Regions from separate parts of the Homo sapiens genome. Here region 1 is linked to region 2. Evidence: chromatin contacts called from ENCODE Hi-C or POLR2A ChIA-PET data. All regions are on one chromosome and are shown on one strand. Each heading gives the region's core, a stretch centred on a gene start or an enhancer-like site at or near the end of the contact. The rest is flanking DNA. Distances are from core to core; before and after follow the strand shown. Region 1 holds the start of STXBP5L (syntaxin binding protein 5L). Region 2 holds the start of RABL3 (RAB, member of RAS oncogene family like 3).

Region 1 (5,290 bases), core at 1,505-4,004, 170 kb before region 2:
CCTTCCCTCATCGAACAGAATATCTGTTATTTCCTATTGAGGAAAAAAATTATTACTGTACACAAATTTCACAAAGTAGCTTAGAATTAAATCTGTTTATCTAAATTAACTCTAAATAAACTTGCTTTTATGTAAACTAATAACTATAGATTTAATGTTTTTATAATGACCCTGCTAGGAATATAGGCTGAGACAGTGATTGAAATATACCTCATTATACATATATCACTTGTTTACCACAAATATAATTTTAATAATTTCAAAAAACTTTTCTTTTGTGAAAGTATTTTTAAAAATTGTTAATTTCTGTAATTTTGCAATTTTTCTATTTCTTATGTAGCCAAACACATTTACAAAACTATATTCATTTATATGACATAAATAACTTAGTAGCCTTTGTTGCATATAATAGGCACATTCCAAGACAACTCAAAAAAGGGCAATAAAATTATAAATCACTTTATGTCATAAAATATAACAAATATAGCAATAACAATATCTCTATGCATTAACCTAATGCTTGTTTTATAAACTCTCATCTTCTCTACCTACCAGAAACTCTCTTTTGCATATTCATTAGAAGTTCAATATCAAAGTATAATTACATAAAATGTTTTCTTACTAAACCAGAACACCCGCTATTTTTGAGTTCCTACAACTGCAAGTTCTTATAAGCCTGTGCATTTGTCTGTTTGTGTATTTATGAAGAGTTTAAGAATGTGAAGGTGTTTTTATTCGGAATTTTAAAGCAATGTCATTGGCCCCCTTAAAATGAACATATTTTCCTATTATCTACTTAATCCTAGCAACATGCTAGTAGCTTTATTCATTTCATACTGAACAGTGAAATAACAATATTTTCTCTGATAACACAAAAAACCAAACGACTATTTGCTTCTTCAGTTAATATAATACACAAATATTAAAAATTTTGTCCACTATTGGATCTTAACATTATCTTGCAAATTCTACTTTTTGTGTGTGCTCATTTCCCACTTAAACTATCATTGCTTTTTAAGTTGACGCCTAAAATATCTATTAAGCCAAACTGATCTACCCACAGAGCTTTCTGCAGCAGACTCTGATGCTGACATCTCAACAGTTTCCTGTTCCTGGTATGTTTTTCCCCCCTTGTTTCCTTACAACAGTATAATAAAGAAATAATAGGCTTTAAGCCAATTCAAAACTTACCTTGCAAATCTGGAAATACTCCGAAGTCAAAGTTTCCTGAATTTCCTCTCTGAGAACCCCTGCAGTCCCCGCCGGATGTACGGAACCACTTCCAGCCCCACCACCACTGTTACTGCCACTGCTGCTACCACTGCCAGGGGAGGAGGCAGTTAAGCCATCCAAAACTTTTCGGAAATTAAACTTCTTCATTTTAAACACTGTTGAGAAATACAAAGGAAAAAAAGGGAAAGAGGTGACTTAACACGTGCAATTAGACCTTGGTAAAAGCCTTTCTCTTTTCATTAGTCAAGTCAGTCCCCATTTTATGAGCATTGGTTACGACCGACTGGAAAAAAAGAGTCAGGATTCGTTTTGCCAAATTTTAATTCTAAAAAGCATATCCTTTTTAAAAAAAGATAAATATAACACAACTCCAAAAGCAACAGTATTCCCTCCTCACACATCAGATTTTCAAGGACTGTATCCCCAGCTGTAACTACGCTTTATCAGCACTGGGGTAAAAATAAAAGGCAGTGTCATCATCGTCATTAGCATTATATCATCATTATTATACAATCAAACCAGAGTTCAACAGACCAAGACTCTGTCTCTCTCTTAAGGGCGGACTTTCCTTCTTCGAAACGTTCGGCTCAGAGTATTTTATTTTCAGAAAAACGACGTTGGGGGAGCCGGTATTTACTCTGCCACCACCTTCCGGGCTCTTCCCCCATCAGCTTCAACGCTTCCTTTTTTGTCACTATGAAAGGCGGGGAGGGGGGTACTTTTTCTAGTCCCCATCCCCCAGCAGCCCGGACCCCAAAACATCTGCGAGTGACCCACAGCAACAGCTGCCGGGGAGGGGGGGAGGAGGAGAACGGCGACACCGTCTGTTTCCACTTGTCCCTCCGCCTCCCCCTCACCTCCCCCTCATCTCCCTCCCCGCGTCCTCTTTCCCCCCTCTCCCCATCTCCTGCTCCCCTCCCTCCACCTCTGCCCGCAGCCGCCGCCGCGCTCTCCCGCCTGTTCGCCCGCCCGCCGTCCGCTCTCCCCGCTGCACGGCAGCCGCTCTCGGGGGACGTGAAGCGGTGGCGGCGACGGCTGCGGCCCGAGTCCCGCCTCAGCCTGCTGGGCGCGCAGAGCCGCCGCTCCCGCTGTCCCTCCCCCAGGCCCAGCGCTGAGGCGCGGGGCTCTCGCCCGCCCGCGGGCGCGCGAACACACAAACACCTCACGCCGAGGCATTCGCGCTCCCAGCCAGAACACACACAAACACCCTCACACGGGCATTCGCGCGCTGGTGCGCTCGCTCTCTGTCTCTGTCTCTCTCTGTCTCTCTCTCTCTCAAACACACACACACACTCACACAGACACACACAGGTGCGAGGGAGCCACAGCTGGACGGCGGCAGCGGCGGCGGCGTCCCAGAGGGATGACTATCTGACCCAGGACTTAGGCACCTTCCTCAGACGCCTCTAGCCGCCTGCCAGCCCGGGAAGCTGAGGGGGCCGAGGTAGGCGGGCTCCGGCCGCTTCTCTGGGCCCTCTGGTCGCGGCGCCTGGCGCTCTCCGAGGTCCTAACCGAGCAGTCAGGCTCCAGAGCAGGCTCCGCCCTCCCGCCGTGGGAGGCAGGCCCCGCCCCCGGGCCGGCCCCTAGCTTGCCCCGCCCTGCTTCTTCCCCGGCAAAGCTGGGAGGTGAAGGGGGCGGGGTGCCCGGGGACGTCAAAGGGCGGGAGTAGCTTCGGCGCCAATCCTAGATTCGATAGGGTAAGTTCTGTGGTCTCCAGGGCAGAAGAAATCTGTGGATAGGCCGAAGGTAAAGCCAATGACAGTGGGAGGGGGGAATTTAGAGAAGTAGGTGAGGTATTTGATTGACAGCGGTATTGGCCAGTATGCTGGGGGTCGTGCTCTGGGGGATGTAATTGGCGCTACCTGTTGAAGGACTCAAGTGTGAATCAATAGAATGCCTGCAAGCGTGCGAATTTGGACGCCTGGAGTCTGAGGATGCGGGAAGCGTTGCTTACCTTAGGTATGGCTCTGGACAGTATGGTGAACTGAGCAAGTGTTTTGCACCTTTTCACTTCTGCGAGCCTCTTCCCGGTCTTCAGGAGCATCTATCTGGCTCCCATCACTCTCCTGCTACCTGCACTCAACTTGTATCTGTGATTAACCCCTGCTGTTACCAATAATGGCTTAATGGTTCGTATCTGCCAAGGAGAATTGTATTTCAACAGTTTCAGAATATATAGCCTTCTAGAGCCTAAGGAATTGATTGCTTACCTTGCTCTCTAGTAAGTAGAATTACTCCTTCCCCATCATCCTCACATATACAAAGATATTTAATTTCTTTAAAGAAATATTTCTCACTCTGTAAACCGTATCAAGAATATATTTTAAGCTATTTCTGTGAGTCACAATAATCATTTTGAAAGATGTATTATTCAGTGCAGAAAAAAAAACTGTATCAGGATAGATTTGGTTCTGAGCCCTCACCTGCTATTGACTTCGGGAAAATTTGGACCCCGATGTCTTTGCGAAATGAATGGCAGTTCAGCGGGTCACAGCTAACTGAGACTTCAATTTGGGCATCACAACAGAACTCATTAGTGATCATTTCAAATATTGTCTTACATCTTACAATCTTTGACCTCTTTTTTTCTTTTCTTCTTTTTCTTCTTTTTCACCTCTCCTCTTCTCTCTCTCTCTTTTCTCTCAATCAAGGGAGAGAGTGGGAAGGAGGAAGCAGGAGACTTGAAGGATGATGACTTGTCCAAGGACATAGCAAAGAAATGGTAAAGATGAAATAGAGCTCAGTTTTTCAGATCCTCAGCTCAACGTTGAATCTTTCTGTCCTGAATGACTATTTCACTCCTTTTGGGACTCCCTACACTGCTGGTAGTCTCTCATTGCCACAGCTAGACAGTAACCTTCTTGAAGGCAAGCATGGAATTGTATATTTCTCCTAGATTATTTAGCACCAGGCACAATATTTCACTTAAAATAGGCACGTAAAGGGTTCTGAAGAGTTGGTTTATTAATATTTTTTATTAAAGATATATGAGTTGGTACCCAATTACATAATGTTTGAAAGGGGTAAAAATAATGGTGGAAATAAGTGATATGTCTGACACAAACTAGATCTTGGTAGGGTTCCAAATTCTGTATTGGGTCCCTAACAACAGGTATCTTTTTACTCTTTTCCACCTTTTTTCTTCTCTTCTTCCTGGCCCATTGCTCACCTCAAAGTATGGACGCTAGTTAAGGATAAAGAGTTTGCTTTCCTTGTTTTATGTCTGTCTTTTCTTTTTAAAAACAGAGGCAAGGAGGGTTATAATAAAGTGGCTGAGTTTTCATTTTTCTAATAAATGAAAGCAAGCCTATAGCAAGTAGTGGTTTGACATTTTGATGGGAGCGAAGAAGGAGAATAGCCCCAATTCAGCAAAGTGAGATGTAATGTTTGCAAACAAAACCTCTTAAACTGATCATCACTAGCACCATATTATCACAAACTAAATGATGGTCTTTATTCTAAAAATTGGGGGAGAGCTGAGGAAAAAAGTACACAAAAGATTGACAGAGATCCTTCTTGAGGACCCTGGAGAGAATTCAATGGACTGCCTGAGTTAGATGGGACAACAAATAGGTATAGGAAGTGGGAGAAAAGCCAAGTCAAAATGTATTCATGTTTCCAAATAAATATTGGAAGCCTAAAAAAATATGATCATTAGGATGCTTAGATTGTGGACTATTTGGGATTATTTCAAATATCTGTGTTCCTCCACAGTGAATAGCATAATGTCTTCTACATAGTAAGTGCCCAGTGAATATTAATTTGAATGAATGGCAGCAAGTAAAAATCATAACATAATTGCAGTCTCAGAGAGCCTGTGCACACAGGATATTGTGATGCCAATTCACAAACTGTGAGCAAAGGATAGAATTAAGCAAGAGGCAGAGTACATTGTGTGTATGAGGAGACAGCAGAAACAATAGCCTAAAAATCTTACTAGGTGAGAGAAGCATAATGAAATATCTATGGAAGTAAATTTCATCCTGGATTAATTAAAAAGCAATAAGATGTTATTTTATAAACCATCTATTAACAGCAATGAGACCAGACCACAGCA
Region 2 (4,800 bases), core at 1,057-3,556:
GCATTCATAATAAATCCCCTATTTAGAAAAATGACTCTTATACCAATATGAGGAACGGACTCAAGTGAGTGAAGGTGGAGGCAGTGTGGAATATTGGGGGTATAAAATCTAAACTAAGAAGGCAAAAAAATTGCAAGAAGAGAACAGAATGAATGAAAGTTATTACAGAAAAAAAAATCAAAAGGACCCAACAAAATATATTGGATACAGAATATGAGAGTAGGAAAAATCTTAAATAGCTCTCTGTTTTGAGCCAGCGTAGCTAGGAAAAGTACTGCCATGAGAAATAGGTGACCCCTGACGAGGAGCAGGAAGAAATGAGGAAATCACTTTTAGAAGTGTCTTTGAGGAAATACCATAGGATATTCCTCTGAATATGCCCAGCAGGTAGCTGAACAAATGAAACTAGAGCTCAGGAATGAAATCAAGCTGTGCCACTTTGTTCAAAATCTCTGCATTCTAAAATCCTCCTTCCTGACCACTACCTTCTCTCCTCCATCACTTCCCACTCACGCTGAATCTCCTTACTCAATCTCTAGAGGTCTTAGGTAAGAGTTCTCAAACTGGCAGCCCCCCACGCATTGTATCACCCAAAGAATGTTTCAAAAATTTTCTGAATTAGTTGTCAACATTTAAAAATTGTAAGAGTTCACATAAATTTCAACTTCCAGCTCCTCTTGCAAAATTGGAAATATCTGAGGAAAAAGTGAGCCCATGTTCCCACATGGAAACAATAAGCTGAAGCCGAATAGCAGCTGGCGTTATTAGGGAAGGAGTATGGCTGGTCTCTGGAGACTTCTGAGCGTGGGACCTCCTAGGACCTTTGTTTCTTCCTTTGATCTCCATAGTCCATGAGTCAGATCCCAGCCTCACCTCCCTACCCCAGCCCAGACCCACGTGTATTTTAATCATATCAACATTTAAGGACTACTGTGCACCAGGCACGGAGCCAGAGAAACAAAGTTGAAAAGAAGGCACCCTCTGCCCTCTGTCTACCCTGTCAGCCTCATAACCAGCCACACCAGCATATTCTCAATTCCATGAGCCACATGTGCTTTCCCTGCATCCCAAGGCTTTGCACATGCTGTTCCTTCTGCCCCTACAGCTAAGCCCAAACCCCCTTCTCCTAATCATCCTTCAAGTCTCAAATGATATTTCCTCATGGAGGCCTTCCCAGACTCCCCATTAAGTAGCATACAATCATCCCCTTTCACGTGTTCCATGGCTCTTTCCCCCTTCTTGTACTTTCTCCATGTCTATCTCTAAGACCAGACTTCATCTTGTTCACCAATTAATTTCCAGCATCTAGCATAGCCAGACAAGTACTTCCATAAAACTTTCCATATGTCTCCTAGGCACGTTTTGTTCCAACATGGCTCATCTTGCCAGCTTCCCCCTGCTTCACTTCCTCCACTCTTGTTTCCAAGGTAGAATCGGACAGGCTACTGGGCACTCTCTTCTTAAATTTAAAACAGTTTTAAGCGGGAGGTGCGTGGATCAAATTCAGGATGTTAAAAGATTGTACTGACTGCAGAGTGGAGAAAAAAACAAGAAAAGTGGATGCGAAGAGACCAGTTAGATTACTTCAGTAAATCGCCACTCCAGTTCTAGAACAACTTGGGATTCTACACATCTAACTGCGGTGTTGTGTTACCACATTTCATGGCACTTTCCACGCCTTCACACACACAGCGGCAAACTACCGCGAAACCTCCGGACCCAGCTGCCCTCCACGAGACGCGTTCGGTGATATGCACTCCTCCCCAATGCGAGACTCCGAGACCCCAAACTCCCTCGGACTCTCCCAGTTGGGTCCAGGGCCACACTCGGCGCAGCCAAGCCCGCCCTACCCGAGGTCGCACACGGGCCGCTCCGGGGTCAATGGTTCTTTGGAGGACCAAGAGGACCAAGGCAACAGGGTAATTCATTAGGGGAGGATAGTTAAGAGGGAGCGAAAGGAAGAAGAAATCATGAAATGCAATGCCCGGCCAGGGAACTCCGAACAAGGAACAGGGAACAAGGTTTACCAAGGCGAATCCTGGAACACTCCCACTACAGCTGCCCCCAGCGCTTCAACTACCGGCTTAAATGAACCACGCCCCTTGCGCGACAAAGAAAACGCACTATTCCTGCGACCAGCTGGGGAAGCACCCCGCTACCTTTTACCAGACCAGCCAATGAGTTCAGTGAAACCTTCGATCAAGACAGTCACGCTCCGAGTGGCCAATGAAATTGAAGGCTCTGCCCTCCATGCCCAACTCTGATTGGCTTACAATCCAGGAACAGGCGTTAACCCAGGGAAGGCAGTGGCAAGATGGCGTCCCTGGATCGGGTGAAGGTACTGGTGTTGGGAGACTCAGGTGAGCGGCTTACCCTACCTCTGGGGCTCCAGACACTTTTGAGTTACCCAGTAACCCTCCCCTTAGCTTCCTTCCCTCAACTTCCTGGCTCCTCGGCCCGTGGCTGAAGTCCCTCCCAGGGCCTGAAGACTACACTTCCCAGGGGACTTTGCTCCGTGTGACGACGCGGTGGCGGCGGCGTCGTCGCGCGGGTGGGGGTCGCGGAGCCCGGGTCTTTTGCCTTCGCGGCTTTCCGCATCGGTCTCCCAGGCGACCCCAGCCTAGAGTGTATTGTCAATTCTTTTATTAAAAAAAAAAAAAAAAAAAGCAGGCATTGAGTATTGTATGGGGTTCTATGTTAAGGGTACAGAAGTTAGTAGGACCGTGCCTTCAAGAGATTTTGTTCATTAAGGAAGTCAAACGTGCACTGAGAAACGTGCACTGAGAAACGTGCACTGGCAAGCGCTTCGCATGTATTAACTCATTTAATTCTGAGACAGTCCTGTTATCCCATTTTACAGATGAGAGTAGTGAGGCAGAGAGATGTAAATGACAGAATCCTTTTGAACGCGGAGTCCACGAACTTAAACGCTAAGTTATAATTATGCAGTGACATATTGGGTAGTGGTCCTGTTTTATTCTTAACTGAGCTTAATTTCCTGGTTCTCGTTTGATCTTCATTGAAAACCTATTATGTCCTAGACTGTACAATAGAGAAATTAAAGTAAGAGTTTTATTCTGAAGCAGCTAGGATTTAACGCTGAGCCCAATTTAATCCTAGTGTTAAATATATATATATTTTTTTAATCTCAGTGGATGCAAAAAGAATTCTTTTGACACCTGGGACATTTGAGAACTACAGCTGGCGTCTGGATTTCCAGCTCCCACCTCACTGCCCTTATCTTTTCTTCCATAATCCCCAATTCAGCTCTCCTTAGTAACTTCAATAAATGCTGACCTTGCATTTTATAGAAGCGCTCCTCTGGAGTTGGCCTAAGAGCATGTGTTGTGAGCAAAGACGTTGTGCTAGATGCTTGGAGGTGGAGAGGCTTGAAAACTTAATAGAAACTAAATAAAATTGTGGGCAGCAAATATAGGTTAAGAATGTTTTCACATTGCCCTGAGGATTATTTGCATTATGAAATATTTTACAGAGAGCATTATTTAATATTCCCCTAAGAAAGTTGCCTTTTGAAACTTAATGAACATAATCACAATTTATGTCGACTTCATTTCTATCAGGTAGCTTGAAGTGGTGCCGAAGTTAATTTAATAAAATCACTCAGTTTTACAGATAAAGTAATTGTGGCCTAAAGGGACTTGGCAAGAGTATCACTGAGTAGAATTTACAATCCAGAACTAACAGACTTCTTCATGATACGTTAAGTGGGTGTTTTGTGTCCTTTATAATTCCATTTTCTATTGTATCTAACAATCCCTTCATATTACAAACTGTTGCAACTAGTCAATTTATTTTCTTTCCAACAGGCACTGTATTAGGTTCTGGGGTTATAACTGTGGAATTAATGCGTCATATAACAGGGATAGAATTAGCAGCTACATTAAATGTGGAAAAGTAATCAGGCAATTGATAAGCTTCCCTACTGCCCGCCTCCCCTGTTATGGTTTAGTTGTAAAGCAGAAGACACAGCTGTGATGGCCAGGAAAGTGATTGATGTTGTCACACATTCACTAATGTTAACCTTTATGTGCAAAGTTAGTTATTGTCTTTTTATCTTTTTAAAAGGTAATTTTGTCAGTCTCCTTTTAACTGCGATTTAAAAGTACACAGTCTGACAGTTTAGAATGCACTTTTTACACTTCCTCAGCCTTTCTTTCAAACCCGAAAGTTTATTTTTAAATAAAGGCCATTTCCCTTATAAAATTTTGAGGGTTTCACAAATATATAAAGAAATGACTTAGCCAGACAAGGTGGCTCTAGCCTATAATCCCAGCACTTTGGGAGGTTGAGGCGGGTGGATTGCTTGAGCTCAGTTCAAGACTAGCCTGGGCAACATGGCAAGACCCTCTCTCTACCAAAAACAGTACAGAAAGTTAGCCGGGCATGGTGGTGCACGCCTGTAGTCCCGCTACTCAGGAGGCTGAGGTGAGAAGATCACTTGAGCCCAGGAATTTGAGGCTGCAGTGAGCTAGGATCGTGCCACTGCACTCTAGCCTGGGTGATAGAGTGAGACCCTGTCTCCAAGAAAAAAAAATAAAAAGAATAAGTTGATATTTGGTGATTTGTTTTTATCCTATTGAGATATTTGGTAATTTGGTAAGGAACCCTGAAAGTCTCACTACCATACGGTTTTCTCTTTCTTTCAGAGATTAGGGACTAGTTTAACATATTACCAAACAGCTGTATTTGGAGCTGACATTTATTTATATTGGGCCTTTTTTACCCCCAAGCAAATCAAGTGCATTCTTTTGATCAAATTTAGTTCTAAAGGTGAAAACA

The links. A loop is a pair of places that touch in the nucleus more often than their neighbours do. ChIA-PET counts read pairs that join two places held with the same protein, here RNA polymerase II (POLR2A). Pooled maps may share reads with other maps.
Region 1: a loop to region 2 is called in a map of endothelial cell of umbilical vein, with 7 times the contacts of the local background. The contact joins the promoter of STXBP5L here to the promoter of RABL3 in region 2. A Hi-C loop is called at or near these places in 5 of 168 maps with a recorded cell type or tissue (OCI-LY7, endothelial cell of umbilical vein, posterior cingulate gyrus and 2 more) and 13 of 50 pooled maps. POLR2A ChIA-PET finds 5 or more read pairs at or near these places in 3 of 52 experiments (all WTC11).

What each region holds. Positions count from the first base shown.
Region 1 is chr3:120,905,669-120,910,958 of GRCh38, reverse strand. STXBP5L (syntaxin binding protein 5L) reads right to left here and starts at 2,754. Exons shown (of 27, transcript NM_001308330.2): 1 at 2,625-2,754; 2 at 1,192-1,388. The coding sequence starts at 1,380. LOC105374069 (a long non-coding RNA gene) reads left to right here and starts at 2,866. Exons shown (of 6, transcript XR_924399.4): 1 at 2,866-2,930. RefSeq lists a silencer at 2,683-2,922.
Region 2 is chr3:120,740,022-120,744,821 of GRCh38, reverse strand. It overlaps RABL3 (RAB, member of RAS oncogene family like 3), which reads left to right and starts at 2,306. Exons shown (of 8, transcript NM_173825.5): 1 at 2,306-2,360. The coding sequence starts at 2,315. It overlaps GTF2E1 (general transcription factor IIE subunit 1), which reads right to left and starts at 2,078. Exons shown (of 5, transcript NM_005513.3): 1 at 2,028-2,078. RefSeq lists enhancers at 2,026-2,145, 2,026-2,320, 1,768-2,406, 2,286-2,575, 2,407-3,045.